Linked DNA regions of Mus musculus: all the other regions are linked to region 2. The links are chromatin loops, found by intact Hi-C in ENCODE. Cell type or tissue: heart. All regions are shown on one strand. Each heading gives the region's core, and the rest is flanking DNA. Links, peaks and the distances in the headings are about the cores only. Region 1 overlaps Gm36600 (a long non-coding RNA gene). Region 2 overlaps 1700045H11Rik (RIKEN cDNA 1700045H11 gene). Region 3 has its middle 4.1 kb from the start of Slc45a1. Region 4 has its middle 23 kb from the start of Gm51276. Region 5 has its middle 11 kb from the start of Slc45a1. Region 6 has its middle 14 kb from the start of Gm51276.

Region 1 (4,812 bases), core at 314-4,313, 140 kb after region 2:
AAATCCCCAGAGCACACATGGCTGCACACATCTGTAATCCCATCACCTTGTGGCCCAGAGACAGAGGGATTGCAGCACAGCAGACCCCTTTGGTCTCCTCATGCTCCTGGGTGGATAAATGTGCAGCGTGGAAAAAAAAAAAAAAAAAAAAAAGTCGGGCGGTTGTGGCGCACACCTTTAATCCCAGCACTCGGGAGGCAGAGGCAGGCGGATTTCTGAGTTCGAGGCCAGCCTGGTCTACAGAGTGAGTTCCAGGACATCCAGGATTATACAGAGAAACCCTGCCTCAAAAAACCAAAATGAAATAAAATAAAATGTGCAGTGTGCACACACAGACACACACAGACATGCACACACACACACAGACATGCACACACACACAGACATAACACAAAGACATACACAGACACCCACAGACACACACACAAAGACATACACAGACACACACACACACACACACACACACACACAGTAAAGAAGAGCCAACTGGAGACCTAGTTCGGTTGAGAGGGATGCCCTAGATTGCACGAGGTCCTTAGTACCATGCTGTATGGGCTGGGGAGGTCCCATTCCACGGTTTCCAACAGCCATTAACTCTCAAACACTTTTTGCCACCTGAGCAAGCTCCCCCAGGCCAGTCTTGGGAAACAGGAGGGTATGTGCTGTACGGGGCACCAGGGCTGCACAAGTAGAGATGAACCTTGGGGAGTGTCAGGAGTTTTAGAACTTGAAAAGATTTTGAGACTCCTTCACACTGCCCCATCTCTTTTGTAGGGAAAGAAGTCAAGACACAGAACAGGTGACATCTGCGGTCTGTCAACCGCAGGACTCCCCTCCACACCCACTGGCCCTGGAGGGCGCAGGATCTTTGCTGTAATCCTCCTGTACCATGAGAGGTCACCATGAGAGGGAGGGAGGGAGGGAGGGCTGAGGCTGAGCCAGCCCCATGGCTCCCCAACGCAGTGCCTCAAGAAAGGCCAGATTCCTTGTCCCAAACAGGACAAAGGCCTGCCTGCCTTCCTCCAGGGTCTTTATTGAGCTGTCACAACCTTTCCTCTTTGCTAGTTAACTGGGTGTGCTCCCTCCGGAGACACAGGAGACTAAGCGTGCCTTTCTGAGAGTTCTCCCTCCCCTCCCCCCACCCCCAGCTCTGTCCTGTGACTCTGCTCAGGGTGGATATGCCCAACCCTGACTCTTCTAGCCCTACCTCCCAACTTGGCACAAGTTCCATTGTCCCAGAGACTTGACTTACCAGCCAGAACCCGAGGGAATATTGTTAAAAGGTTGAAGCTTAAGATAATCACAGAACCATAGCCTAGTGGGGCCCTTCAAGGGCCAGGCGCTGTGTGTCTGCTCTGGCTGCAGGCCGGAAGCCAGGCCGGGGGCAAGCAGCTGCCTGGACCCTGGCAATGTTCTAGAAGTGACAGAGGAACAGGTTCTGAGGACTCAGTAGACCGTGTCAGCCTTGGCTCCCTGCAGCCTTGGGTTTCAGCCTTCTAAAGGGGGGGGCGGGGCAGCCAGTTCATCTATCATGAGCCCTGACTGGGAGAAGAACTTGAGGTGTACTTTATCATGGCTCCTACCCGATTCCCCTCTCCTCCGTTCCTCTTCTTTTCCTCCTTCTCTCTGCCTCTCCTCACCCCCTCTCTCTTTTGCCTGGTTCTAGGAACAGAACCCGCTTCACGCACATTAGGTCAGAATTCTACTACCAAACCCTGATCCAGTTTCTCCACCCAACCCCTTAGTGTGTGTGTGTGTGTGTGTGTGTGTGTGTGTGTGAGAGAGAGAGAGAGAGAGAGAGAGAGAGAGAGAGAGAGAGAGAGAGAGTATAAGCATGCTGTTATATGCTCAAGCACTTGGGTGTGTGTAGAGGCAGGGTAAACCCGGACCATCATTCCTCAGGATGAAGTTTTATTGAATCAAGAGTCCTTCAGTGGGATCCTGGGCCTGTAGATTATGCGAATCTGGACTCCCTCTGACTCTGTTTTCCCAATTTAGGGATGGCAAGCACACACCACCATGCGTTCTAAGGACAGAACTCAATTCCTTAAAATTGTGTGGCAAGAACTTTATTGACTGAGCCATCATGACCCAGCCCCTGAACCAGTTTCTTGAAGGCACCAGTTCCTCCTTGGCACAGAGTGTGGCCACAAGACCCTGAGGCTTTTGTGCAGTTGATGCAGGTTCTCCTCAGACACTCACTCCCCCTGGGTCTGTGGATCCTCGCTGTGCCTCTCACCCCGGCTCTTTACTTACTTCTGATGCTGCTGATAGATTTAGCCCCTAGAGATAGCACACAGCAAGACTCCAGCAGTGAGCAGGTGGAGCCCACTGGTGGAGGTACTACATAGTACCAACTGTCCTCCATGGAAGGACCTTGGAGTTTGTTGAATATCTTGGTGTTGAAGCGCTTTGATCCTGGTCACAGCTCTGTAGACAGAGCCTGTCGATTTGCCCAGTCTTTAGAGGCAAAGGCTGAGCCCAGAGGTGCTCCTGGCCTGGCTAGCTAGATCCCTGAGCCCCAGATACTCTACATGCTAGGAGCCCTGCACCCTTGCCCCCAGGCCTGTGGTGGTGTGAGGAGCACTCGTCAGGGCGGCTGCCACACCGACAGGGCACTGAGTCACAGGGCAGAGATGGCTTTCCATGATAGCAAGTTGGCAGATGTGGAGATACAGTCTCAGGACCTGGCGCTATGGCGCCCGCCTGCCTCCTTCCTGGCTGCTTGACACTGGTTAATTTGTGCTTGGAACGTGTCAGCGACTCTTCAGGGCCCCGGTTGGCACTCCCTGACCTTTTGTGGATGGACTTGGGGAATTGGGGTTTTACTTCCAGGTGGGTAAATGCATATTTGGAAATAAGTGTGTGGAAAGGAAGCACCCACAGACTGGCAGTATGTGAGGCCAGAGAACAATGACCACTGACAGCCTGCAGGAGGGACCCTCTGGGGATGCGTGCAGAAGTGGCTGGGAAGAGGCCTTCACACTGAGGGTTGGAGACTGGGCCACGGCTCATTAGCTGGATGGACGGGTGCCCAGAGGTGGGTGGAAAAGAGCAGGTGCCTCCTCTGAGGCGCATCATTAAACCCCTGCAGAGTTTGTGCTTGGCTTTCAGGGACGGTTGCCAAATTCTTGCCCTTGAAATAATGCTCCCAGGTCTTCCTGTTTGGAGAACGCCAGGGAAGCTGTGTGAAGGAAGGGCCGAGAAGAAATGAAAAGTGAGAGTAAAGTCCGAAGGCCTGAGGAGAACAGAGGTGACGGCAGAAACGCCACAAGTAAGGGTATTTGTTTGAAGCAAATAACCGGAGCCACGGCCAAGGTCATGTAGTACAGCCAGCAACAAGAATCCTCGGCCAACATCTGGACGGCTGGGGATTCATGAGCAAGCCAGAGGGCCTTACCCAGCTCGAAGAGAACCATACCAGGCTGAGTAGGTCAGCTGAGTTCTGCACCCACAAAAATCCACAGTCACCCAGGCAAGGACCACAATGTTAGCTACCAGTATCCACAGGACTTTCCATCTGCCCGCCCCCATCAGCAGGCTTCAGGGCTGAGCTGTGGAAAGCCAAAGGACTCTGACTCACTCGCTGGTCTCTTCTCCAGCCTCGTCACAGTTCTGGGAATGTGAGGTACATTTTGAGCAATGGGACATTCCTGAGCCAGGGCTAGTAGCAGTGATAAGTCCACCGCCCACTTCCCCTCTAGTTGTACAGCCTCAATCCAGGGACATTGCTGAACAAATATGCCTGAAGCTCACACTCCCTAGGGAAGAAACCCAGCACAGTACAACGTCCTGCCACAGAGCAGGCACGGGACGGGTACAGCTGCTGTCCCCTTGACTTTCCACAGATAGCAAAGATGTCTCTCCACCCAGGCACGTGGCATTCAAGACACGACTATTTCATAACACACTCACAGGGTATCTAGGAACACATCTGTCCTGGGGGGTAGACATTGGTGGGTTTGGGGGACATTTGAAGTCACAGACAAGTGACTGTATAGACCTTTGATCTGTGGGTAAACGTTTGTACATCTGAATCCCAGGAAAACATTATTTATTAACAGGACAGTGAACAGGCTAGATGGGCAAGCTTGTGGGGGGCACTGGAGCAGCGGAGGACGAAGAGGACAGGGTTAGGGGCGTGGACCTCACCGGGGGAGCCATCATGGTGGGGATGAGACTTCACAGAGTGTAGTGACAGACAACCATGGGGAGGAGGGTTGTGCTCAGGGCACTGAATGCCAGGCACGAGGGAGAACCAGACCCAGGAGAGACAGCTCAGGCAAAAGCCTTTCAGAGAACACTGAGACCAGACTGAAGCAGAGCTTGGGCTCAGCAGGGGGAGATGATGCAGTGGAGGTTCCGGCACACAGGTAGCCAGACCCTGTGACTAGATCCACAGGTGCTGCGAGAGCTGTGGCAGGGATAACCCTGCACAGAGAGTGATATTACCAAAGTGCCACCGCAGGGTCATCTCGATGGCACTTTGAACTTTGCCCTTGAAAGGACTGGTGTTTGGGAGCAGTCAGGAGATTCCATCACCGCTGCCAACAGGCTAGACCAGAGTGGTGCGGTGACTCCCGTGCCAGCTTCCCTCCAGAGAGCCCCTTGACTGCAACCATGCTGAATTCTCACCCTAAGTGGCATGCTGCTATTGCCCCATCTTACAGGTGCAGAGACTGAGGCTTGGAGAGAGGAGGCCAGCACTCACTATGATGCTGTGTGCAAGTGGCTGGGCCAGGATTCAAACGGAATCACTCACTGGTGCCCGCCACGCGCCCTCAGCTGGGGCATGGTTAACTAGATTGGATT
Region 2 (4,812 bases), core at 594-4,593:
GTGCATGTATGTATATGTGTATATGCTTGTTTGTATGTGTGTGTGTGTGTGTGTGTGTGTGTAAGATCTCCCTCAGAACAAGCCCTCACAGTAGAGCATTTACTATATGGGAATTCAGTGAGGTCCAGTTTCATCGGAGAAGAGCCCTAGTTACTCTGATTTCCAGTTGCCACAATGCAGTTGTAATGTGTGCTCTAGCCTTATTAGCATGCTTTTATATTCCCCTATTCACAAAACAGTGATAATCTCCACAGCAACCGCGGGATACACCCCTCTGTAGAGAAAGAAGACCAACAAGATCCTCCTTCTGCACTTGGGAGCTGGAGGATGTGCTCATGTTTTGGTAAATCATCATCAAAACAAAACAAAAAAAAAAAAGTCAGAGAATCACTTGAGTAATTCACGATTAATCTGGGTTTTTCCTTGGACCAACTTTAAACTTACAACAGAAAACATTTAGTTTCCTAGTTTTTCTGAGGGGAGGCAATTAGAGCTTCTACCTCACTGACTTTAGCTCATAATTATTCATACACTGAAGCTTTCTCAGCTGTGGAGGAAAATGTATACTCTACAGGCTACTTAGCGGTGTTGTATAATGACGCTGTTATACCAGAAACGCTGTGGAAGAGTTTGAGAAGAGTTCAAAGTGAAAATGCTCAGCCAGTCATGTGACAGGGTCCTGGAGGATTGATCGCGTACTGTTCATTGACCTTTAATAGTTCAAACGCCAGGACGGAGAGTTAGAGAAACGCTCTCCTTGCCTCCAGCCTATCTTGTTCTAAATTGTCTCTGTCTAGAAATTGAAAGCTTTTCCCCTTTCCTTTCCTTTCCTTTTCTTTTCTTTTCTTTTCTTTTCTTTTCTTTTCTTTTCTTTTCTTTTCTTCTCTTTTCTTTTCTTTTCTTTTCTTTTTGTTCATTTCCTCTTTCTTTCTTTCTGTCTGTCTGTCTTTCTTTCTTCCCCTTTTTTCAAGACAGGGTCCCTCTTTGTAGCCCTGGCTGTCCTGGAACTCACTTTGTAGACCAGGCTGGCCTTGAACTCAGAGATCCACCTGCCTCTGCCTCCCGAGAGCTGGGGTTAAAGGTTTTTGCTACCATAGCCCAGCTCCAAGTTTTCACTTTGTTAAAGTCTTTCAAAGTTTGCTTTGCTTTGAGGCCGTTCCCCCCCAAAGAATTCTGATTAGCTGGTTTCTTTAAAAGCAGAATTGAACACAGTATCTTAAAGCATTAGTTTTTTTTTGTCATGTTGACCCAGTTTGTCAGTTTGCACCATTCCACTCTTGGAGTAAGAACAAGGTTGGGGTTCTGGCTCAGGAGCCTGAGACTCATGTGGGGTACTTTCCCCTTGCTCTCTCAAAGAAATCCAGCATGTCTTGCCTAAGCATAAATGTGTCACATGGAACTTTAGCGAATGTATGTTTATATTTTGCTCTTGGCAGCCTATATAAAAAAGTACACACATTTTTGTATTCTTCTTGTCTTTTATCTACTTCCTTTAAAGACAAATATTTAAGAGAGAAATACTTTTTGCATTTCCTTATTAATCATAGGGCCTTTGTTTCTGTCAATAGAGAATGCATATCACACACTTTTCACTAGATGTAGATGAGCGCTATAAAAACGCATGCACGGTGGAAAATTTACATTTCTTAGTTGTCACCTGATTAGTGTACCACACTGTTGGAAACAACCACACATAGGCATGCGTAGGCACACACACATATCTGCAGCAAACTCTGTCTTATTTTAAAGCCTGCATGAGCACCTGAGATTCAGAGTCCAGATGGCTCAGCTGGTAAAGGTGCCGGGTGCCAACCCTGATGACCTGAGTTCAGCCTCTGAGACTCACAGGCTGGAAGGAGAGGGCTAAGTCCTTCCATTGCCTTCTGACCTCCACCTGTACTCACGCAGAAATGAGCAAATGAAAATTTAGAAAACTGTAAGAAATGCCTGGGAAGGAACTGAAAGGGGGCTTAGGGGTGGACTTGATCAGAGTACATTACAGACATGTATAAAATCCTCAGATGATGATGATAATAATATAGAATCCTGAGGCTCACTCATAAGGAGTGCTTCCTGATAGCAGAGGCCTCCACTGAGCCATGAACTTAACTGCTCCGTGAAAAGTACCACACGCATGCACGTGCATACACATACATACACACACAAACATGCACCACATACACACAGTGCACACACATACAACACACAACACTACATACACACACATGCACCATATGCCACACACCACACACACACAGACAGACACACAATGCACACACACATAATACACATACTCCACATACAGACATGTCCTATATACCACTCACACATAACACACACCAAACACACCACACACACAAACACAGGGTTTAGGGGTAACATGTGGCCTGTGAGAAGACTGAGTATGGTAGTTGTGTTAGAATTTTTGAGTCTGTAGTTTGGAGTGTTTTAGGGACAGGACCTGACTTCTTTTCCTCAGTATAAAGGCGGACTATGTCATTTGTTTTCAATTGAGTCACCTTTTGTGTACCTAAGGCTTCCTTAACAAACACTGCCTTTTCAATTCTAACCCATCTCTAGAAGCTTACAGATTTAAGACCTTTCCAGCAGCCTGTGCGTCGACTTACTTAGATACGGAGTCTAGACGTTTATTGAGTTAGTTTTCTCAAGTTTCTTTGCGTGTTTTCACAGTTAAGCTTGTGTCCGAAGAACACACTGTATTTCCTATTAGCTGGCCAGTAGGGTGTGCTCTAGTCCCTTGCCAAATTAATTAATTAAAATATTAATGTAAACTCTTCATTAAGAGATTTCGGAAACTAATTTTATGTCTTTGTGACTACCGGCACATGTAGGGCGTGTTTCTATAGACACACGTTACATATACATACATAGTACAGATGGAAAGTTTAATTATGCTGTTGAATAAAGAGAGCTTTATCTGCTTAGCACTTCAGCTTAGACCTAAAATAATTTGGTTTTTTTGTTTTTTTTTTATTATTCCAAGTAAAGATGAATAAGGAAGAGCTACAGTAGCAGGCATGGTGTTCCCTGCTTGTAATCCCAGCAACCTGGAGCTTGAGGAGGAAGGCTTGAGAGTCCAGAGCATCCTGGGCTACATCTGTCTCAAGTAAAAACAAAGTGGGAAGGGGTGGGGGAATGCAGTCTGTGGAAATGTGTGTTTGAACCATCACTTAGTCCTCAGAAGCAATAAGAATACGTCTTTGTGCAAATTATTTAACCTCTGGGTGTCCAGTAACTTGGAAATAGGAGTGGTTCTTACTCTAGTAGGGCTATTAGACAAACAGATTAACATGGTCAGCATGTAAAACATTGCTCAGGGACAGTTAGAGTTCAATAAATGTTGTTATGTTATTGGTTCTATTGTTAGCTTCATTGTTATGGTCATATATCCTCCGAGAGGTGTTTAAATATCTTTTGCTATAAAATTCCCCAATTCTAGATTGTTAACTATACCTGAAACAATCTGTGGAAGAGGTGATTTCATTGCCTCCAGAGCGCAATGATTGATGGGATGTTTTCCCTGACTTGTAGCATCTCCTCTTCCGAGGCAGTCAGATCTAACAACAGGAGTGAAGGTCCCAGCTTCTCACTAACCTGAAGGCAAGGTGTAAAGTGGCTCTTAAGTCTGTGGCATCTACCCCTCCGTTGCCATCACACACATGCGGGGCAGGGAGGGGGGGTGTTTCCCTCCAGAGCACAGTAGACTTCATCTGCACAGAAGCCTAAAGCCCCTGCAGAACCCTCTATGTGAATGGCTTTGTGAATTTCTCTGGGATGCGAGGACAATGGATATGCTCAATGATTGGGTATTAATATGAAGACATTTGTATAAAGATGTTCATAAACACACACACACACACACACACACACACACACACACACACACACACACCATGTCGCAGCACTGTAAAGCTGAGAGCTAGGTTGGTAAGATGATCTCTTTTCCTGAGTTTTCTTGTCCTTCATGGCTGCCTCACACAATGGGTTTCTTTGAGGAGTTAGCGAGCCCTCTGCTGCGGTGCTCCCTCGCGTGTGCTGCGCGGGTCTGGAGTAAATCGACTTCCCAGCACCCGAGTGGGAGAAAGAGCTGCTTCAACTGGTGTGACTGCTGGTTCTCACGGAAGAACTAAGTTGAAGTTCGGAACAGGGTGTGAGCGATGGGGCCGTGAACGTGGGGAGTCTGTTGTGTTTGTGGCTCATGGCAACCCTGGGATGCCCAATTAAAAAAACAAAAAAACTGTGAGCAGTGGAGTTTAGTCCTTGGTAAGGGGTATAACAAAGCATTCACTCACTCAAGTCAAATTTAGCAAGCTGCCTCCCACTTGTCAATCACAGATCTAGCACTGGGTATACACTGGTAAAAGAGTGAATATAATTTTTGTTTATATTATATTTGTTATATAGAAACTTACAGTCTAGTGGGAGAGAAAGATGGCAGACAATGGCGTGGTGGCACACACCTTTAATCCTGGTACAGAGGCAAAGGCATGTGAATGTCTGAGTTCTGGGCTAGCCTGGTCTAGGACAGCCAGAGCTAAATAGTGAGACTCTGTCTCATAAAATAAAACAAGTGCTAAGCCAGAGGATAGTGGTGACAGGAGATCGAGTGTATCAGGAGACCAAGTGTGTCAGGAGACTGTGTCAGAAGACTGTGTCAGAAGACTGAGTGTGTCAGGAGACCAAGTGTGTCAGGAGACCAAGTGTGTCAGGAGACCGAGTGTGTCAGGAGACTGTGTCAGGAGACTGTGTCAGAAGACTGAGTGTGTCAGGAGACCAAGTGAGCAGGGCTGG
Region 3 (4,812 bases), core at 425-4,424, 190 kb after region 2:
TAAGCAGCACCCAGCCAAGTGGACACAGGGGCAGACACTTACCCCACGCCAAGAATGAAAGCCCATCCTACGTGAAGGGCATATAAAAGTTAAGCCGGACAATGACATTGTTAGAAGATGACACAGAAGATGTTCACGACCTCCAGGGAAGGGGCAATTTCTTAGCCAGGACCCCAGGGCAATTCCATAGACAACACCCATTGATACTTGATTGAAGTTACAACCTTGCAAAGGACTCTATCCAACACACACATGAACACTATAAATCATTAAGACGGGCACGTGGGCAGCAGAAAGATGGACAGAGGCCTGAGCGGGCATGCTGCAGAAGAGAAACTAAAATGACTTAAATGTGAGGTGCTGAAGCCCTGTAGTCACCTGGACATGTAATCAGGACGTTTGTTTCCTGTCTGTCCATCTCCCCAACAGGAAAGACCTCAAACAGTGGTGAATGAGCGGGCAGACAGTCCTCATTGCCTGCCTTCAAGAGTGCGGATAAGTACAGCCTTTGGGCAGACATGAAAGAAGATGTCTGCTCCAAACTGCAGCTCTTGAACATGTACCCTGCAGGATGCTCCAGTGTGTACCTGTGCGGGGTTATAATGCCCTCAGTAGGGTTGCATCCAGTGAGCCTGCAGACCAGATATCTGAGCAAATATCCCGAGGCACGCTTGTGGAATGGAATATTTGGTATGGAAAATGAATTTGAGCAGTGTGCAGTGTAGATGCAGATAACCTTCAAGAATTAAAACAATGAGGCCAGGCAGTGGTGGTGCATGCCTTTAATCCCAGCACTTAAGAGGCAGAGGCAAGCTAGCCTGATCTACATACTGAGTTCCAAGCCAGCTAAAATGACATAGTGATGCCCCCTCTTTTATTTAGAGGAAACATTTTTTTTAAAGATTTATATGAGTACACTGTAGCTGTCTTCAGACACACCAGAAGAGGGCACTGGATCCCATTACAGATGGTTGTGAACCACCATATGGTTGCTGGGATTTGAACTCAGTACCTCTGGAAGAGCAGCCAGTGATCTGAGCCACTGAGCCCTAACCACCTCTCCAGCCCTGAAACCCTCTATCAAAAAGTGAAAAAAAAAATCATGAATTAGAAAAATTATTACCTTTATTTACTTATTTAGAGTGTGCGCCGCCATTATGTAAGTGCTACAGTGTGTGGAGGACAGAGGACATGTGAGAATCGGTTCTGTCCTCCCGTCACGTGCGCTCTGGGGAGCAAGCGGGGGTCCTCGAGCCTGGCAGCAAGGGCCCTCACTCTTTGAACCATTTCGCTAGCCCAAACAATCACAAATTCTAATTCATAACAATCACTAAGAGAAAAGATGGAGTAATTTGAATTTTTCGTGTTTTTTTTTTTTTAATTGGTTATGTGCTTAGAGGTTTGCGGAGTTGATTCAGAATTGTAACCAGCAAGTCAATCAAGCCATCTGAAAGCAGACATCTGGCAGGGTGGTCTCGAACACTGGCCAGGACCCCTCGCTATCCTGCAGCCAATAAGGTTCTCCTGAAGCCGCGGGACAAGAGCGTGCAGCTGGCTGCCTGCTTCCCTTCCCAGTACCACAGTGCACCAGTACCCAGGTCCCCAGGGTGTGAGGCTGTCACTAATTTTGTTGACCTCCCCCACAACTCTGCCTCCCAGTCCCAGATGCTCCTCAGATCATTCGAAACAAGAGCAAAGAACCCACACCACGGGCTGAGGTGTGTGGGTCACCGTGTGTGGCTGCACAGCACTGTAGAAGGGCATTTCTCCACATCCCTCCATTCCATCTTCAAACTCCCACTCCAACCCAGTCTGTTGGCATCCTCTCTTACCCACAGAAAGATCAACGCAGTGGCTAGCCTAAGATCGACTGTTCTTGCAAAAGACCTGAGTTCAGTTCCCAGCACCCATTTCTGGCAACTCGCAAAGTCCTGTAACTCCAGCTCTGGGGATCTAGCGCCCTCCTGTGGACTCCAAGGCTACCTTCACACAGATACACATTCACACACAAGACACATACGCATAACTTAAAAATAAAATCAAGGGATTAGAGATGCCTCAATGGTGAAGAGTTCATGTTGCTCTTTCAGAGATGAACTCAAGTTCAAGTCCCAGCACCCACACAGTAGCTTAGAACGACCTGCAACTCCAGGTCAAGGGGCCCAATGTCATCTTCTGACCTCTGTGGGTACCAGGTACCCACATTGTGAATACCTATATATACCTGCAGGCCGAGCATTCATATGCATAAAATAAGAAAATTTTTGAATTTTCAAATAAATAAATAAATAAATAAATATCGTTGAGAGAGAGAGAGAACGTGTGGTCTGAGAAAACCCTAAGTGGCTCCGTGCTTTGCAGGAAAAAGCATGTTTAAGAAGGACGGGTAATTTTTATTATTTATTTTTATTTTTTTAAGCCTCAGAGCCAAGGTGCCACTTGCAGACCACAGCTGCCCCCGCGAAGGTGGGGCTCTGGCGCCACCTAGTGGGAACGCGGAGTACCTGTTCCCACTGCCTGGCTCCTCTGGGTCTTGTTCCTGCTAACGTTGCCATCCTGGTCTTCAGACAGAGATAGCCGCTGGGAGTCATGTGTGACGTTATGCGGGAACTCCCGATCGCGTGTAGGTCCCCATGAGCTCTGCGAGATTCTGAGATTTGACACTGATAGCCTGGTCTCCTGGAGTGTCCCAGGTAGACACCCTGCCTGGCCCTGAAGCCAGTGTCCCTGGGTCTCTCTTACAAGCTCCGTGTGACTTCTGGCCTGATGGACAGTCCTTCTCCCACTGAGGCTGGGAGGAATCACGACACTGCATAGAGTCATGGTTCCCTTGCCTAATTTAGCCCTGATCTCCTGTGAGTTACTGTGTAGACAGGAGTGAATATACACAGAAAGAGACAGAAATAAAAGGAAGCAAAATTGCTTTCTTCTGTTCCTGGAAGGGTTAAAGAAATAAAAAGGAAGTTTCTAGATTTGGAAAGTAAAAGGAGGGCAGAGGAATTTTTGAAATTTCTTTCTTTCTTTTTTTTTTTTTTTTTCTTTCTCTCAACAATGCCTAGATTTTTAAGCCCTTTCTCCTGCTGGAAAATCCTAGTGTGACAATGAGAAACTGGATACCAATCTTTGTCTTCTGCACAATCCTCCGTGAGGCACCTGCTGCCGCCCCACCCCCACCCCCATTCCCTCTTCTGGACGGAGGTTCTAGCTTCCCTGCAATTACATGTGACCATGTCTCCAGGACCAAGTCCTGGATGTGAAAAGGGTCCCACCCATAGGGGAAGGTAGCATTTCCACAAGACTTCAGGGAGGGCCTCCACGGCCAAGGAAAGCCCTGGCTCAGTTGGTAGAGTGTTTGCCTAACACGCATGAGGCTCTGGGTTCAAACCCCAGCACTGTGTAAACCAGCCCTGATGGCAAACACCCTTAATCCCAGCACTTGGGAAGTAGAGGCAAGAGGAAGATCAGGGGTTCAAGGCCACTTAGTCACGAAGTGAATTCTAGGCCAGTCTGGCTACATGTGACCTGTTTCTCAAACAGGTTTCCAAAGCTAGGGTAAAAGTGCATCCCAAATTCCTAGACTGGAGAAACAGAAGCAGGAGGCTTGCTGTGACATTCTCTTGTTTGCTGACTGATGTGGAGGGCTCAGCCCACTGCGGGTGGGATCATCTCTAGGCAGGAGGGCCTGGGATGTAGAAGCTGTGGGAGCAAGCTGTGGGGCGGGTCCCTAACAGTGCTCCTCCATGACCCGTGCTTCAGGTCCTGCCTTTGGGTTCCTGCCTTGGCTTTCCTCCATGATGCACAGTCACCGCACAGGAACATGTAAGTCAGGGGACCCTTCCCTCTCTCAGCTGCTTTTGGCCATGGTGATTCTCACAGCAACAGAAGAGCAAGCTAGGACATGTCTCTGCCTGTCCTTGGCCACTTCTACCCTCAAAGTTGTCTCCTCCCATCTAGGCCAGGCCTCGACCTCCTGTCCGACCCGTCCCCACACCCACCCCTGACCTTCTCAGTTTCCCACCAAGAGCCTCATGGTCTTTGCAGAATAGGAATATAGCTTGTTTCACAGTGCCTGCCCCCACCCATGAACCCTCTCTGGCTTCTCCCTGCTCTTAGACAATGGCAACAGGTGGTGTAGCTCAGTGACATTGTTCAACATAGCCTTCAAGAGGGTCCAGGGTCCAAGCCCAGCACACACACAAACACACAAACACACACATACACAATCACACTACTTAAGCCAGCATGGTAGCATAAACCTATAGAGTTCAAGGTCAGCTTAGGTAGTATAACGAGACCTCATTAAAAGAAGGAAAGGGGGGGTGGGGGATGGAAAGATAGAGGAGTGGAGGGAGGGACAGATGGAGGGGGAGAGATGGAAGGAAGGATGGATGAGGGAGAGAGGTGGAAGAAGGAGGGATGGAGGAAGGGAGAGATGGAGGAGGGAGAGATGGAGGGGGGAGAGATGGAGGGAGGAGAGATGGAGGGAGGAGAGATGGAGGAGGGAGGAAATGACAGGAGTCCTGCCTCCAGCTGCCACTGCAGCCCCTCCTCTCCGACACCTGGGCCTCTGTGCAGCCTCTCCCATCACAAGGCCTCTCAAGCTCTGTGCTCACTGGGCTCTTCCCTGCCCACAGATCTGCCACCTGTGGGCAGATCAACCCTTTGTTGAGAACGTCCTCAGCCTTACGTTGTCTTCGAAGTATCATTTCTTCAACATGTCCTCACCTCAACCCCCACGGCCATGCATCTCCCTCTGGAGCAACCGTGTGGCTGCTCAGCACAGGCCTGTAGTTGTCTGGATCATGTCAGGTC
Region 4 (4,812 bases), core at 268-4,267, 76 kb after region 2:
TGATTACAAAAATTTAGCTTGCTGGGCAGTGGTAGTATACACCTTTAATGCCAGTACTCAGGAGGTAAATACAGGCAGTTCTCTGGTCATCCTGGTCTACAGAGTGAGTTCCAGGACAGCCAGGGCTACACAGAGAAACCCTACCTTGAATACACACACACACACACACACACACACACACACACACACACACACACACACATATATATATATATATATATATATATATATATAATTAGCTTACATTCATTTCTGGTTACTGATTTTATGCATCTTAATGAATATTAATTATTTTTCCAACACCAGATATTTTCTTCTGTTTAATATTGTCCACCTAATTTGCTTCATAGTTTTAAAACCCTTTGAAGAATCCAAGAAGACAAGAAAAGAGAGAGGGGAGAAAGGAATGGGATTTGCTAAGAAGTCCCAAGAATCATGGGCCTCTCTCTACTGAGGCCCTAAAATAACCCAAATGTGAGCAGGGCAGAATGAAATGAAATAACCCCCTTTCCAAGAAGTTCTGCCTGGAGAACATTTGTGAACAAAACCGCGGCTCCCTCTGCGTCCTCCACCCCCTGTTTTGGTTGGCCTTAGGCCAGCGCCTACTCTTCCCTCCTAACCAAAAACATGGCCCAGACAATGAAAACTTTCTACATTTTTTCCCTTTAAATGTCTTCTATCTCAATTAATCCCTGGCATTTTGATTTACAGGTTTGTCTTTTAAAACTCGCACCCCGAGTACGAAACCTGCCTGCCCTCTCCAAGTTTGGAAACATCCAACCGCCCGCACACCTCCCAGAGTTCCAGGGACGCAGAGTTCCAAGATGGTTTTTTTTTTTTTTTTAATCTTGTTTATAAGAACAACAAGGCCAGCTCACACATGTCAGAGCGCCGATTACTCACAGTCAAAAGTAATAGAAAGCTTTAATTGGTTTCTCTTTCTTCTGTGATGTGCATGGTATTAATCAGCCATGGGTTTTTCTCCTAACCCACACCCCTAAGAAAGAGCTGAAGACTTTTCCAGTTATGCAACTTGGCGGTGGGAGGTGGGAGACAGGGGGTGGGAGAGGTGATGGAGGGCCAAGAAGGGTGACGGATGTCAAGCGGGAGGGGGCGGGGTGGGAAGCATGGCAGGGAGCTCTCTCTCCAGGACCCATTTCATATTCTTAGGTCGCCCCTAGGTTATCTTCTTTAAAAAAAAACATAAAGTATTTTCTAATAAAAGAGCGGGAAACGTTGTCGCTCAGACGTAGCTTGCCTAGCGCACGTGAGGTTTAGAGATTCGATCCCTGGCATCCTTCCAAAGAGGCAGGCAGGTGAGGCAAGTATGTCACCTCGTAAGCATTCCTGTTTTCAGGGCTGTATTTTCCCTCCACAACCAACACATCTTTAAAAAAGCATTTAAAGCAAATTCTAAATGGGCTATTACTTAACCCATAAAGACTTGGGTATGTACCTACAGCAGATGCCAGCCCGACCACAGCATCAACTGAATACCACGATGGTTGCTTCGTCAGGCAGGTGGACCACAGCCCAGCGTCTGGGGATCAGCTTAGGGTCAGCAGAAATGGGCAGTGGGGAGACCAGGTGGGGTGGAAGGGGACACCAAAGGCGAACAGGCTGGAACCTGTGAACCCCTGTGTGTCCGTCTGCTGTGTGCCGGCTTTATGCAGCCTCTGGAATCTGCTGTGTCCTCTGGACCGCTTCTTACCTGGAGGTTTACAGAGAAAGGTTTTGGGTATGAAGTATGAGCTGCTATCGTCTTACTCTTACCCTTTCCTGCTGCTCCATGATGAGTGTGTACACGTGGTGTGTGCGTGCACTTGTGTGTTCGGGTACACATACACATGTGTGAAGCATGTGGATGGTAGCCAGAAATCATCAACCTTAGGAACTGTCCATTTTTTCCTTTAAGACATTGCTCAAGACTAATCATAAGGCTGCTTCTGCTGCTTCTTCTTCTTCTTCTTCTTCTTCTTCTTCTTCTTCTTCTTCTTCTTCTTCTTCTTCTTTTTCTTCCTCCTCCTCCTCCTCCTCCTCCTCCTCCTCCTCCTCCTCCTCTTCTTCTTCTTCTTCTTCTTCTTCTTTTTCCTCCTCCTCCTCCTCCTCCTCCTCCTCCTCCTCCTCCTCTTCTTCTTCTTCTTCTTCTTCTTCTTCTTCTTCTTCTTCTTCTTCTTCTTCTTCTTCTTCTTCTTCTTCAATCTTACTTAGGTATTATTAGGTCTGTGAATTATATACATGCAGGTGCCTGAGGAGGCCAGAAGAGGGCGCCAGATCCCATAGATGTGGAGTTCCAGGCAGTTTGAGCCACAGGACCTGGGTGCTGGGAACTGAGTCTGCACTTCCTGTGAGAGCAACCATCACTCCTAACTGCGGAGCCAGTTGCTGGGTTTTCATGTGGGAGCTCACTTGGCAAGCGCTCCCTGACCCTCCTCTGATGAGTTTTTACAGCTGGTTGTTCACAGTGGAGTCAGAACAGGATCCGCACATTGCTGCATACTGTCAGGTCTCCTACAGTCTCTCGACTCCTCCTCCTCTTTTCCCACAGCCATGCTGCTGGAGCCGGACTGCTTATCCCGAGGGAGCTCCTCACACTTGGCTCTGACCAGCTCTGTTCTCCTGGAGAGGCCCAGGGGGCCAGCCATCTGCTTTGATGTGTGTGGCAGGCAGACCTTGGGTTCCTTTGTCTTGTCACTTCCTTTGGGCTTCTGTGTTGTCCCTACATGGTAGGTGTCTGTGGTTGCTAGAAGTCAGGAAGAAATCTGTGTATAGGTATAGCTGGCCTGCAACCCCACTTTCTCAATCCCTGAGGGTGAGCAATCCCATGTACGGAATAACGTTTCAGAGATAATTTCCATCCATAGAGCTCCTGCAACCATCAGGCCTTGTGTCGGAGTGAGTCTGTCTCCATCTCCTTGATGGCTCCATGTGCTGTTTCTGCCTTCAGCTTGCTGAGCTGCCAGTGCCCAGTGGTACCAGCTCCCTGTAACACCAAGAGCCTGTCAGCCTGATTAACATCTGAGATGAGACTGCCTGCATCCCCTCCCCGTGAGCAGGTGGAGCTCTCTGTGGAGCCAGGGTTTTGGGAGCTGCGAGAATACAAGGTCCCCCAGAACAGAAATTGCAAAACAAGTCAGAATCCTTTCAGGGCGCCAGGAAGACAATCTCGTGGGTTTCCTAAGGGGCCGAGTGACTCTGCTGGTAGATCTTACTGCATGCTTCAACATTTACAGCCTGTGCTCATTCACCGTTTAAGATGTGCTTGCTAACAACTCACAGCCTCAGGTGAGAAAATATTCAGGTCCCCTGTTTCTTGAAGCAAGCTTGACTTCAGCAAGGCCATGTGCTCCCTCCTCAGAGAGAAGAAACCAGAATGGATGCCCAGGTTCCTCCAACTCAACGCCTCCAGATGCTCAACGGTTCGGAAAGTCCACTACCCGACCGAGGCTCGTGCTCCAGTACAGAATGCGGCATGAGGACCGCAAGATGCTCAGATCCTTTCGAGGCAAAGAAAGGAACTAAGGTGTTTTTTAAAAGAAGGCACATGCAAGAATCCAACTCCAAGTCAGAGCTCCTCGAGCCTTGATTCTGAGCCCTGGTCCAGAGCTCTGCCAGTGTTTCCACAAAAGGATCGTCGTGTCTGAGATAAAACAAAGGTCTTCCGGAGAAGCAGATCCCAGCGGGTGGGGGGAGGGGCCTAGGGGTTATCAGTCCTGTGTAAGTGAAGTAGGGTGCCCTGGAAGGTCTCCGGGATGCACTGGATGGCTGTGAGTTGGGGGGCCTGAGTTTGGAAATCGTCAGAAGCCACCAGCTCTGTCCACTTCATGCTCCAGGGAAGCAGGTACATGAGTTTGAGATGTACAGAGGGAAAGAGGCTGATGCGTAGAAGGAAACAAAGACGCTGTTGGCTGGGGGGATGGATACAGGGTAACCAAGATCTGATACATCCGAACAGAGCTGGTAGCTCAGGCCAGTCGTTTCTTTCCTCTAAAGTCAGGGTAACAGCTGTCTCTCATTATGAAGATGTTTATGGTGTCTAGGATTTTTTTTTTTTAAGTAAAGCAAAACAATAACAAAAAAAGAAAACCCCGGGGCTGGAGAGATGATTCTGTGGTTAAGGGCTTTTGTTGTTCTTGCAGAGGACCCAGGTTCAGTTCCCAGCACCCACCCGGTGACTCACAACCATCTGTAACTCCAGTTACAAGGGATCCGATGCCCTTAACTGGCCCGGACATGCAGGTGGTGCACATACACACATGCAGGCAAAACACTCACACATACACACACACACACACACACACACACACACACACACGCATGTACATATGCATATGTAGCCCCCTAATATCTAAATATCTAAAACTTTGGCATAAAACCCAATTTAATAACATTTCAGGAAAAGCCAGCAAGAAGTTGGGTCTTTTGTCCTGAAGTTCTCCACTTAGCACATGCTGAGACCGGAGTCATTGTCCCAGGAAGGGCGGATACCAGAGAGTGAAGGATGGGGAAATGGGGTCATTTGTGTCCTGAACCCCAGACCTGTGTGTTTCCACAGCTGTCCTTCCATGGCCCTCTGGGGAGCTCTGGCTCAGTTCATCTTGGCCCAGGAGCCACATGACCAAGGCCCTCTGGTCTGGAACAGCTGACCACAGCTATGGACCGGGGGTGGGGGAGGAGGCGGGGGTGGGGAGAGGAAGCAGCAGCCAACTGTCACAGACAGCCCCTTCTTCAGTTTGGGGATTCAAGGCAGCCTCAAAAAGATCTGAGAGGAAATGAAGCCAGTCACAGTGGGATGAACAAGTCACGGTGTGA
Region 5 (4,812 bases), core at 486-4,485, 190 kb after region 2:
GGAACACCAGAGGACACAGGTAGCCAAAGGGCCCTATGAGAAGATGATCAGGAAGGAAGGCCCGCTTTGCAGGGACTCAAGAGACCAAGAAGAGGAGGCCCCAGGGAGCCAGCGTCACTCAGCCAGGCGGGCGGACCCCATCCTGCCTCCTCCTGCAGGGGAGACCCACAAAGGAAGCACTCTCGTGAACACTGTGGGAGAGGGGACTCCAGTGGTATAGGGGAGGCCATTAGCACACGTCCACCCTTCACCAAAAGGCCAGAGGCCCCCATGACCTCTTTCTGAGGAAAAGACAGAGACTCCCCAGAGGGTGGCCAGGCATCACTGCTGACAGGAACTGCCTCTGAATTAAATTCAAGGCCACAGGCATGGACCCAGAGCAGTAGGCAAGAATCCAAGGCACTGGCTCCCTTCCTGTGCCCTGGTCTCCGCCCAGCTCAGTTTGGGTTCTAGAAAGTTCTTATAGCATCAACTCTCATGCTTGGCTCCTGAATAGGGCCTGGTCTCAGAACCCGCATCAAGCAGCTCACAACTGCCTGTAAGTCTAGCTCCAGCAAACGCCACAAATCGCCCTCTTCTGGCCTCCACGGGCAACTGCACCTACTTGCACATATCCGTCCACCATTCCCACTGACCTCTGTGGGCAATTGCCCACACATACACACACACACACACACACACACACACACACACACGCCACACCACATATGCATGAACTTTAAATTTTTTAAGTATTCTTTTGAAAAAGAGAGATGGAGGAGAGTGGAGAAAGAGAGAGAAAGGGAGGAAGAAAGAGAGGAAGAAGGGGAAAGAGAGAGAGAGAGTGCAGTGCACAAGGGCGGCGGGGGGGGGGGGGGCATTGCTGGAAAGACATAGAGTTGGGAATTAGAAAAAGACTTTTCAGCCAAGAGTTTAAAGTACTCAACTCCAAGCAGATCTGCCTGAGCTGCCCCAGGAGAGCAACGATGTTGCTTTTGGAGGCTCGTAATGCCCTCACACTGGGTAACCCGTTCTCCTTGTCTAGGAAATGGTGGAGCATGTTCAGCTGAGTCCCTCTTGCTTTGGGGGCACTTTGCAATCCTCAGTGGCACACAATGATCAAACACAGCAGCCACAGCGTAGTCCCAGGCCTCTGCTTGTCTCTGTGATACGCTGGAAGAGAGCTGACATCTTCCTGCCCCCTCATTCTAGATCCAAAACCGGGAGCTGCGGAGAAGGCTCAGCAGTGAAGAATACCGGGAGAAACTGAGTTCAGTTCCCAGCGCCCACCTTGGGCATCTCACAAATACCTGTAACCCCACCCCAGTCCCAGAGGCTCCTACACCTTCTGCTGGTCTCTTCGGGTTCCTGAATGCACATCATCACATAAAACTCCCACAGTGGTTGGGGATCCAGGCTGCTCTGTCTTGCAACTCTTGCAGAGCCTCCTGCTGTGCCTCTCTGACATTTGAATGATGGTGCAGATAGAAACAGTTTGAGGAGTAGTTCCTAACAGCAATTTATTTTATGTATATGAGTACACTGTAGCTGTCTTCAGACACACCAGAAGAGGGCATCTGATCCCATTACAGATGGTTGTGAGCCACCATGTGGTTGCTGGGAATTGAACTCAGTACCTTTGGAAGAACAATCAGTGCTCTTAACTGCTAAGTCACCTCTCCAGCCCCATGACAGCAATTTAAAACACTAAATATGACACACTAGAACTCCTGTAACCACGACATGCTCTCCTGTTATGTCTTTATTATCCAAACACCTTGAGTTGACAGAATTCTTACTACAGAGCAGCAGAGGGCTCTGAGGCTAACAAAACTTTCCAGTTACTTCCACAGCAAACAATCCTCAACAATTCTTGGTTGTATGCCGATGTGTGTTCAGGCGTGCATACGCACGTGTGTGTGTGTGTGTGTGTGTGTGTAGTCCCTAGTATTATTTTTATGTATATGCTCATGCGCTTGCCTGAGCTTATGTGAACCGCATTCATGCAGTGCTCTCAGAGGCCAGAAGAGGGCGCTGGATCCCCGGAACCGTAGTTACAGATGGTTGTGAGCTGCCCTGATGTCAGGGGACAAACCCCTGAGAGCTTAACTGCTGAGCCAGCTCTCCAGTCCCTTTCACATTATTTTTTGGTACAGGGTCACTCACTGAACCTGAAGGTTGGAACGTTGGCTAAATTGGCTGGCCAGCAAGCTCCCAGGATCCACCTGTGTAGCACTGATGTGTCAGCGAACACGGGAGCTGGTGATCCGAGCTCAAGTCGTCACTGTTGTATGACAGACAATTTACCTTGCTGATCACTCAGTCAGAGCTCACTCCAGCCCTGACTGTCGCTGCTCCCACATCCCCTCCCTAGCCCATGTTTCTTGCTGGACGAGCAGCCAGCAAACTGCTTCTAGTAACTTTTCCCCTGGCCCTTCCCAAACAGTACCATCTCAATGGAAGCTGTAGCAGATGCCATCTTGCCTAGCTTGAGCCACAAGGTCTCGGAATAAAAGACCCATCCCGAGGCAGAGGAGGGCCGGGGAGGTCACAAGAGTTACTGAATGGTGGGTCTAGAGGAAGAGTTTTGAACCACCAGAAAGACAAGGAAGCTAACTTCAAGGTATCTAGGTAAGGGTAGGAGGGTAGTCTTGCACTAACAGGGAAATAAGGAAGGAATCTAAAATATGTCAGGGAGCTATGAATGAAAGGCACCTTAGTTATATCCGTGTGTGTGTGTGTGTGTGTGTGTGTGTGTGTGTGTGCTTAACTCTTTCGTGTCTGAAGTCTCTGGATTCCTAGGTTCCCAGGGAATCCAGACACCTAGGATATTTGTTTACACACTCCGAGGGGCTGTTTATCCCTCTCCATAGACGCAGGGCTAGAAGAGTCGGTTACAAGGCTTCCAGCGATGGAGAGAGGTGCCCCAGTGGTTTAGTGTTCCCGGCGAGTCCATCACAGACTCACGGGCATATTCCTGCTGTCTGCTAGTGGATGTGAGACTGCAGACAACTGTGGGCCAACCGGCCTCTAGTTCCAACCTGACACAGATCAGATGGGTGCCCAGAAGGGAGGAAGGGAGGACCCTGAGGTTAGAGTTGGCTCTTGCCCAAACATATCCCCCTCCCCAAAGAATCTAATTTCTCTAGAAAGAGAAAGCTCCTGCAACTGGGGTGAGTCGAGAGGAAGGGAGAGAGGGAGGCAGGCAGACAGACAGACAGAGACAGAGAGAGAAAGTTAAAAACAGTAAAACAAAATCTCTTTAAGGGCAGCATGGGCTGTTGGGGCGGTGGCGGAAATGTCACCCAGCAGGAGACACTGATCTGATTTGAGAGCAGGCTAGCCTGTGGAACGCCTAAAGGAGGCTTCCAAGAAAGAGACGACAGCCCCATTCAAGTAGGAGAAGTAATGAGGAGAGCTGCGTTCTGGCCCCAGTGAAGGGAATAAATGTGCCCCGAGGTGCAGTCACTGAAGGAGACAACAAAGGTGGACATCGCGGCGTGAGGGCCGAGTGGAGACTGGCGGCTGTGGGAGGGGTCCCCGCTCCCCCTGGCTACTCAGGTTTAAAGGAAAGCAGGGTGTTTTCATTCGACTCTGATCGCTGAACAGTGCCGCAGTAATTCCGCCCCATTTACCTTCAGAAAGAGCCACAATGGAGTCGGGGGAATTAGGAGTCAGGAAGCAAGGTGTTACACCTTGAAAACAAAAATGGGGGCGCGGGCAGGCCCAGCAGTTCTATAGTCAGCTGCGAGGGGAGGGGGGCGCCCATAGCTGTGAAGACCGATGGAGAGTCCGGTTGTAAATCACACCCTGGCTGTGCTTCCCAGGACACCAAGTACTGTTTTATTTTAAAAGCTGGTTCTGCTGCCGTTTAAGTTAACCTACTCATTAAAAAAAGTGCCTATGCTCAAAGCAGCCACCCCCAAAAGGGCCTCGAAGAGCCTGAGTTTAAAAGGCTCGATGGGGTAGATGCTCGCCGGGCAAACCCGGGGAGTTCGTCTCTCTGGCACCCTTGTACATACACTGCCTCTGCCCAACACACACACAGGTGATATACACACACATGCATACACACAGCCACACATACAATGTAGGTAGCACAAACACGTTCACACACATAATTCACACCCAGTACACACACGTGTGACACATACACACATACATATATACTTACAGACACACACGGGCAATGCACACACAGCAAATACACACATGTACACAGCACACAAACACACACACTGGGGTGGTACACACATATGAACATATACATGGATGACACACATTCACACACAGTAGTGGCGCACACACACACACACACACACACACACACACACACGTCTTTATCCCAGACCACAGAGACAGACTTTTCACTGGGGCTGATCCTAAGCAACCCTGGGACAACAAAGATACCCAGGCCAAATGGTGGTGTCAGGGTTAAGTGGTGTGGCCTCCAGGTCTGTCCTGGTGAGCGTTGATTCCCAAGGTAATAAATAGTGTTGAAGAGGGTGCAGGCTTCACCAGGTTTTTGTTGGAGTTTTGGCACTAAGCCTCTGCAGGGGACGCGCCAGCCCTTGCCAGGAGCCTGTCTGTGAACTTCTAACCCTAGCTGCCTGGATTCTATCTACTTCCCCAAGAAAGTTACAGACCTCAGGCTGCCAGACTTGGGACATCAGAGGTCGATTGGGCTGCATAGCCTCTTAACTGTAAGTGTCCCCCACATCCTCGGTGCTGTGCCTCTCCCCCCCCCCACGCCCCCAGCCTGAGAATCATGGAGAGCCTGGCTGCAGGCCTGTGCTGTGGAATTCTCACCAACCACATGACACAAAGCCCATC
Region 6 (4,812 bases), core at 226-4,225, 66 kb after region 2:
ACCAGCACTTGTGTGCCAGTCACACCAGCATGTGTGTGCCTGCCCCCACGTATTTCTTTCTGTGCATGGGGTAGGGGAAGAGATCAGAAACTGCATTTCTACCTCTGGCAACACAAAACTGTGTGTCCCAGATTCTTGTGACTTTCCTTTCCCATAGTCAACTGGACAATTCCTTCTCTGAGGGGACCCGCCTGGCAGAGGCCCTCAACCATCAGAGTTTGTTTCTCAGTATTTAAATTGTATGCCTTCTAAACATCTGGGAGAAAGCTTGCTACATTGTAACTAGAGCAGGAGTCCTCTAGGTGTTTGTTACCCTCCCGTTAGTCATGGAGTGGCCGTCTTGGATATCAGTTTGACTGCCGTGGTATCACTACACGTCTGTTCAAGTTACTCTTATTTAATCATGATCCTCAACCCAAGAATTATGATGCTGGCCATTGAAATGTGACAAAGAGGAGCCCCATAATTGCTTCCTTTAAGAGTAGAGAGGAACAGTAAGACATTTTGAGAGACTATAAGTCTTTAATTTTTTTTGTTTGTTTGTTTTATTTTGTTTTGTTTTGTTTTTCTTTTTTGTTTTTTTTGAGACAGGGTTTCTCTGTGCAGCCCTGGCTGTCCTGGAACTCACTCTGTAGACCAAGCTGGCCTCGTACTCAGAAATCCGCCTGCCTCTGCCTCCCGAGTGCTGGGATTAAAGGGCGTGCACCACCATTGCCCGGTATACCTTTAACCCTTGTTACAGCATATTGCTATAATTGTTCTGTTATGATTAATGATTGTGGCTTATAGCTTACTGTGCCAAATTTGTAAGTTAAATTTAATCAAAGGTAAACATGTATAGAAAAAACCATTGTATGTATGTGTATGGGTATGTATGTGTGTATGTGTGTATGTATGTGTGTATGTGTATATGTTGAGTATTGCTCACAGTTGCTGGTACCTACCAGGAATTTTGTCCTGTATCCTCGTAACATTCTGTCCTGGGGTGGAGAGACAGATCTGTTGTTAAAGTGTTTGCCGTGCAAGCATAAGGACCAGAGTTCGGATCCCCAGAGCCCCTGTAAATGCTGGATGGCCATAGGACCTGCCTATAATTGGAGCATTAGGAAGGGTGATACAAGGATTCAACAGAGCAAGCTAGCTAGCCAGACTCACCATACTGGTGAGCTCTGGGTTCAGCTGAGAGAGCCCATCTCATTGGATAAGATGGAGAACATTCATGGAAGACCCAGTATGAGCCTCAGACCTCCTAGGACAAACACGGGTCCATGCTCCCACACGCACGTGGATATGATATACACACATGAGGGAAAGAGAAGCTATGAAACACTCTGTTCCGATACTCTCATTGAATTTTGCTTTATAGGCTCCATTTAAGGGCATGGATGCTCTCAACTTAGCAGGCCAGGCTTGTAGCCAGAAAGATTTCTCAATCCCATAGAGTTCTCTGAGATCTGCCGGTGTCTTTGGCTGGGTCAAACTAGACACCACGATCTAATTACTTGGACTCCTCTTTTGTGTCCCTCCCAACCCTAGAGTTTTAGGCCATGAAGTTCTTTTGTTAATAGCCATAAAAAATGTAGTATTAAAATGTCCCATTATCGAGAAAGTACACCAGGCCATAAAAATAGGGCCTCCCTCATGATTGCTTCAGAGTTGACGCAAAAGCACAAATTGTAATTCCTCAGAGAACTGGCTGTGTTGAAATATTTACAGGAGGTCAGGGGTCTCCCTCCCTGCCCCCAACCCGGGAGCAGGGAGCAGAGACCCAAAGATGTGGGCAGCAGTGAAGCCAGGCAGGCCTCTCAAGCTGTGTTTATACTGGAAAGCAGTCTGGAAAATGCCCCCCATGGTTTCCCTGGAGCCTGGAGGTGGGCCTTGCAATACCAGAGGAATGAAAACAAGCCGAAGTGCTGTGTTTAGCACAATTTACTAGGAAAGGTCCCTCTGAGAGCTGCAGCCGGACCTGAGGGCTGGAAAGGAAATCGAAAGGGCAAGGGAAGTCAAAGCACAGAGCAAGGCCAAATAACAGTAATGATAGTCATAGAAATAATAATTTTTACAAAGCCACCCCAACTTGATTGAGACAGTGGAAAATTTACAAACATGAAGTCCGTGCAGCCCAGCACGTTCAAGTGGGTATGAGACAATCTGTTTTCATGTCCTCAAGTCCCAGTCGGGTCGTGAAGTCACTCCCTGAGGACTGGGCGAGCTGCTCTCTTCCCAGGGTGTCCCTGCTCCTTCAGCTCACACCCAGGAGGCTGTGGCCTGGCTGTTGTAATTTGCACTGGTTCTCTGAGGCCTGGCAGATGCAAACGACTCCTGGTAGTGGGTTGACTAAACCTTTATTACATTCCCAAGGCCCGTCAGTGATTGCCAGATGGATGGATGGATGGATGGATGGATGGATGGATGGAGGGATGGATGGATGGATGGATGGATGGATGGATAGAACGATGGGTGGATGGGTGGATGGGTGGATAGATGAATGGGGGGGTGGATGAATGGGTGGGTGGGTGGGTGAATGGATGGATGGGTAGATGGGTGGGTAGGTGGATGGGTGGGTGGTGCTCACAATTAGCCCTAGCCATTTGAAAGGCTCATGTGTGTTGTAGCCATGAGTGGAAGGCGTCTTTTTGCCTCCTCTCTGCTATCTTCCGATGGTTTGCCTTGCTCTGTACTAGGACTCACATATGAGGAGTTGTGTGACCAGAACACACCAACCAAAGCCTGCCTTCAAGGTTTGTCCAGCGTGGGGTGATGAGAGTATTCAATGGCTGAGCATACTCACTGTATAATGGTCCTGAGTTCAGATCCCAGCACACATATAAAAAGCTAGGGGTGGCCCTGGGTCCTGTAGCCCCAACACTGCAGAGGGCGGAGAAAGGATGATCAGAGCAGCATATCTGATGTCCTCCTTGGCATGCCCCATCCACCTACCTCTACCTGTGTGCATAACACACAGAGGCATACAATGATACACACAAAGTCACACATGCATACAACAATACACATGCTCTCTCTCTCTCTCTCACACACACACACACACACGAGTAAATGTAATAAAAAATGTTATAGTGATATCAAAATGCTAAGCATTGGTACTATGAGGTAGTCACTATGTGCCTGGTGCTACCCAGTTTATATAAACACCTTTTCTATCAAACCTTTATAGTAGCTACCATTTCCTTTTCCTTGCATTTTGTTACCCCTCCCCCGTCTCCTTTTGATACTGGGGACTGGACCTGGGCTCTTGTGCTTGCTAGGCAAGGGCTCTGCCACGGAGCTATGCCTCACCCCGTGCAGCACGTCCGGAAGCCGAGGCACAGAAAGATTATAGACAGTTGCTTCCAGGTTAATGGCTAGTAAGTGGCACAGATAGGCCTCGAACCCATGCACTCCAGGTTCAAGATCTGAGCTTTCTATTTTATTTGAGACAAAGCCCAGGCTGGCCCCAAACTTGTGATCCTCCTGCCTCAGCTTCCTGAGCACTGGGATTCTAGGTTGCATGCTACCAAATCTAAGCCAGGCACTGGGCTTTAATATAAACATATTTCTTTAAAGTACAGAAAACTATCTTAACTCATGCCATTTAACTCTTGTTCATAACTGAATTTTACACATTTTTAGTTTTTTAAAAGTCACTTTTGCTCCAAGTGGGTTTTTTTCAGGACACGCGCCTCTGAAGAGCGACTGACCAATTTGGTGTGTTGGGGATGAAGGCGTTGGAAAACAGAGGATACAGAGGGCATCTCCTACAAGATGGGGCCCCAGCTGGAGGACAGGTTAGACCCTCCCTTGAGTGTGCAACCGGGAAGCTCTTCCTTATAACCCGGGGAGATGAGAGGTCAGGCCACTCCCAGCTGAGCCTCGCCACAATCTATCACCTGTCCCGTCCTCTCCTAAGGGCCCATTCCTCTCCCCTGAAAGGCATTCACTGTCACCTAAGTGGCCTGTATTTCCTGCCCTTCTCCTGATGAAACTGATAACAAAATTCCCTGACTCTGACTGGAGGGATGACCTTGCTTCCCATTATGCCTTTTGTGTATGCACACATGCAACCAACCAACAGGAATAAGTTTATATCCCCACCCCACCAACCTCCACCCCCAACCCCCCAACCTCCACCCTGCCTCCTGCCCATCTGCCTATCTCAAATTCAACACCAAACCTAAGAGGAAGGTCTCTCCTCCCTCAACGCTGCATTCCAAGGTAGTGACAATTAGAAATCTACCCCCACCCCTGACCCAATCACTTTATGGCTTGAGTTCACACATTCAGTAACAGCCCCTCCTTTTAGGATCCAGAGGGAACATTCCAGGAGTGGTTTCTCACCCAACAGAAACCTCTGGATGCAGAAGTGGGACTAATATTGGGTCTCGGAGAACAAACAGGAACTGGGTGGAAGGGGCTGGAGAAGCCCCCAAGGCCCTTCATGTCTTTGCATGCCATGGTCTGGGATGGAGCCCAGGACCTGTGCATCCTGGGTACACGGTGTACCACAGAGCAGAACCCAAAACCCGGTCCTGGAATCAGCACCTTTCCTTGCAATCAGTTGACAATACCAGCTGTCTACCTTGTTCACGGATGTCATTTGGTACCTCAAGTCGATCTAGCTGCAGAGGAGGGACTAAGGAAATGCCTGAACATTGAGAGGTTAGCTACATTAGGGAACTAATTTAGGGCTTTATGCATGTGAGATGAACGCTACCAACACCCCCAGTTCATCACACAGGGAGAACTTTCACATGGTTTAAAGCAGCAGAAACGTCATCATCACACCAACGGGAGCAGACAAGCCTCCCCAGAATA

Evidence for each region. Hi-C counts contacts between places; a loop is a spot of excess contacts. Peaks named below come from ENCODE experiments on the same cell type or tissue, not always from the same donor. Only the 100,000 strongest peaks of a DNase experiment are listed, where the experiment ranks them.
Region 1: a loop joins it to region 2, with 2.1 times the contacts of the local background. A loop is called at or near these places in 12 of 42 quality-filtered maps.
Region 3: it touches region 2 in a loop (8-fold over the local background); 21 of 42 quality-filtered maps call a loop at or near these places.
Region 4: it touches region 2 in a loop (2.4-fold over the local background); 5 of 42 quality-filtered maps call a loop at or near these places.
Region 5: a loop joins it to region 2, with 4 times the contacts of the local background. A loop is called at or near these places in 21 of 42 quality-filtered maps.
Region 6: it touches region 2 in a loop (2.5-fold over the local background); 6 of 42 quality-filtered maps call a loop at or near these places.

Annotation. Positions count from the first base shown.
Region 1 is chr4:150,706,192-150,711,003 of GRCm38, reverse strand. The region is part of intron 1 of Gm36600 (a long non-coding RNA gene); the gene reads right to left. Among named protein-coding and RNA genes, the nearest start is that of Gm36600, 3.5 kb to the right of the region's middle. In heart, for the core only: a CTCF peak has its summit at 2,341; DNase peaks (open chromatin) are centred at 2,683, 2,853, 3,603, 4,193 and 1 weaker place; H3K27ac peaks cover 1,869 bases.
Region 2 is chr4:150,848,102-150,852,913 of GRCm38, reverse strand. It overlaps 1700045H11Rik (RIKEN cDNA 1700045H11 gene), which reads left to right. Exons shown (of 4, transcript NR_040649.1): 2 at 255-343; 3 at 3,005-3,127. Among named protein-coding and RNA genes, the nearest start is that of 1700045H11Rik, 4.4 kb to the left of the region's middle. In heart, for the core only: a CTCF peak has its summit at 2,741; no DNase peak of the experiment used is centred there; H3K27ac peaks cover 668 bases; H3K27me3 peaks cover 226 bases.
Region 3 is chr4:150,653,865-150,658,676 of GRCm38, reverse strand. No RefSeq gene overlaps it. Among named protein-coding and RNA genes, the nearest start is that of Slc45a1, 4.1 kb to the right of the region's middle. In heart, for the core only: CTCF peaks have their summits at 1,955 (motif pointing left) and 2,492 (motif pointing left); DNase peaks (open chromatin) are centred at 1,946 and 2,496; H3K4me3 peaks cover 307 bases; H3K27me3 peaks cover 1,055 bases.
Region 4 is chr4:150,772,208-150,777,019 of GRCm38, reverse strand. No RefSeq gene overlaps it. Among named protein-coding and RNA genes, the nearest start is that of Gm51276, 23 kb to the left of the region's middle. In heart, for the core only: a CTCF peak has its summit at 2,282 (motif pointing right); DNase peaks (open chromatin) are centred at 689, 1,539, 2,579 and 3,070; H3K27ac peaks cover 298 bases.
Region 5 is chr4:150,660,624-150,665,435 of GRCm38, reverse strand. No RefSeq gene overlaps it. Among named protein-coding and RNA genes, the nearest start is that of Slc45a1, 11 kb to the right of the region's middle. In heart, for the core only: CTCF peaks have their summits at 571 (motif pointing left) and 2,002 (motif pointing right); no DNase peak of the experiment used is centred there; H3K4me3 peaks cover 1,113 bases; H3K27ac peaks cover 1,151 bases.
Region 6 is chr4:150,781,941-150,786,752 of GRCm38, reverse strand. No RefSeq gene overlaps it. Among named protein-coding and RNA genes, the nearest start is that of Gm51276, 14 kb to the left of the region's middle. In heart, for the core only: no CTCF peak of the experiment used is centred there; DNase peaks (open chromatin) are centred at 1,352, 1,952 and 2,162; H3K27ac peaks cover 1,113 bases.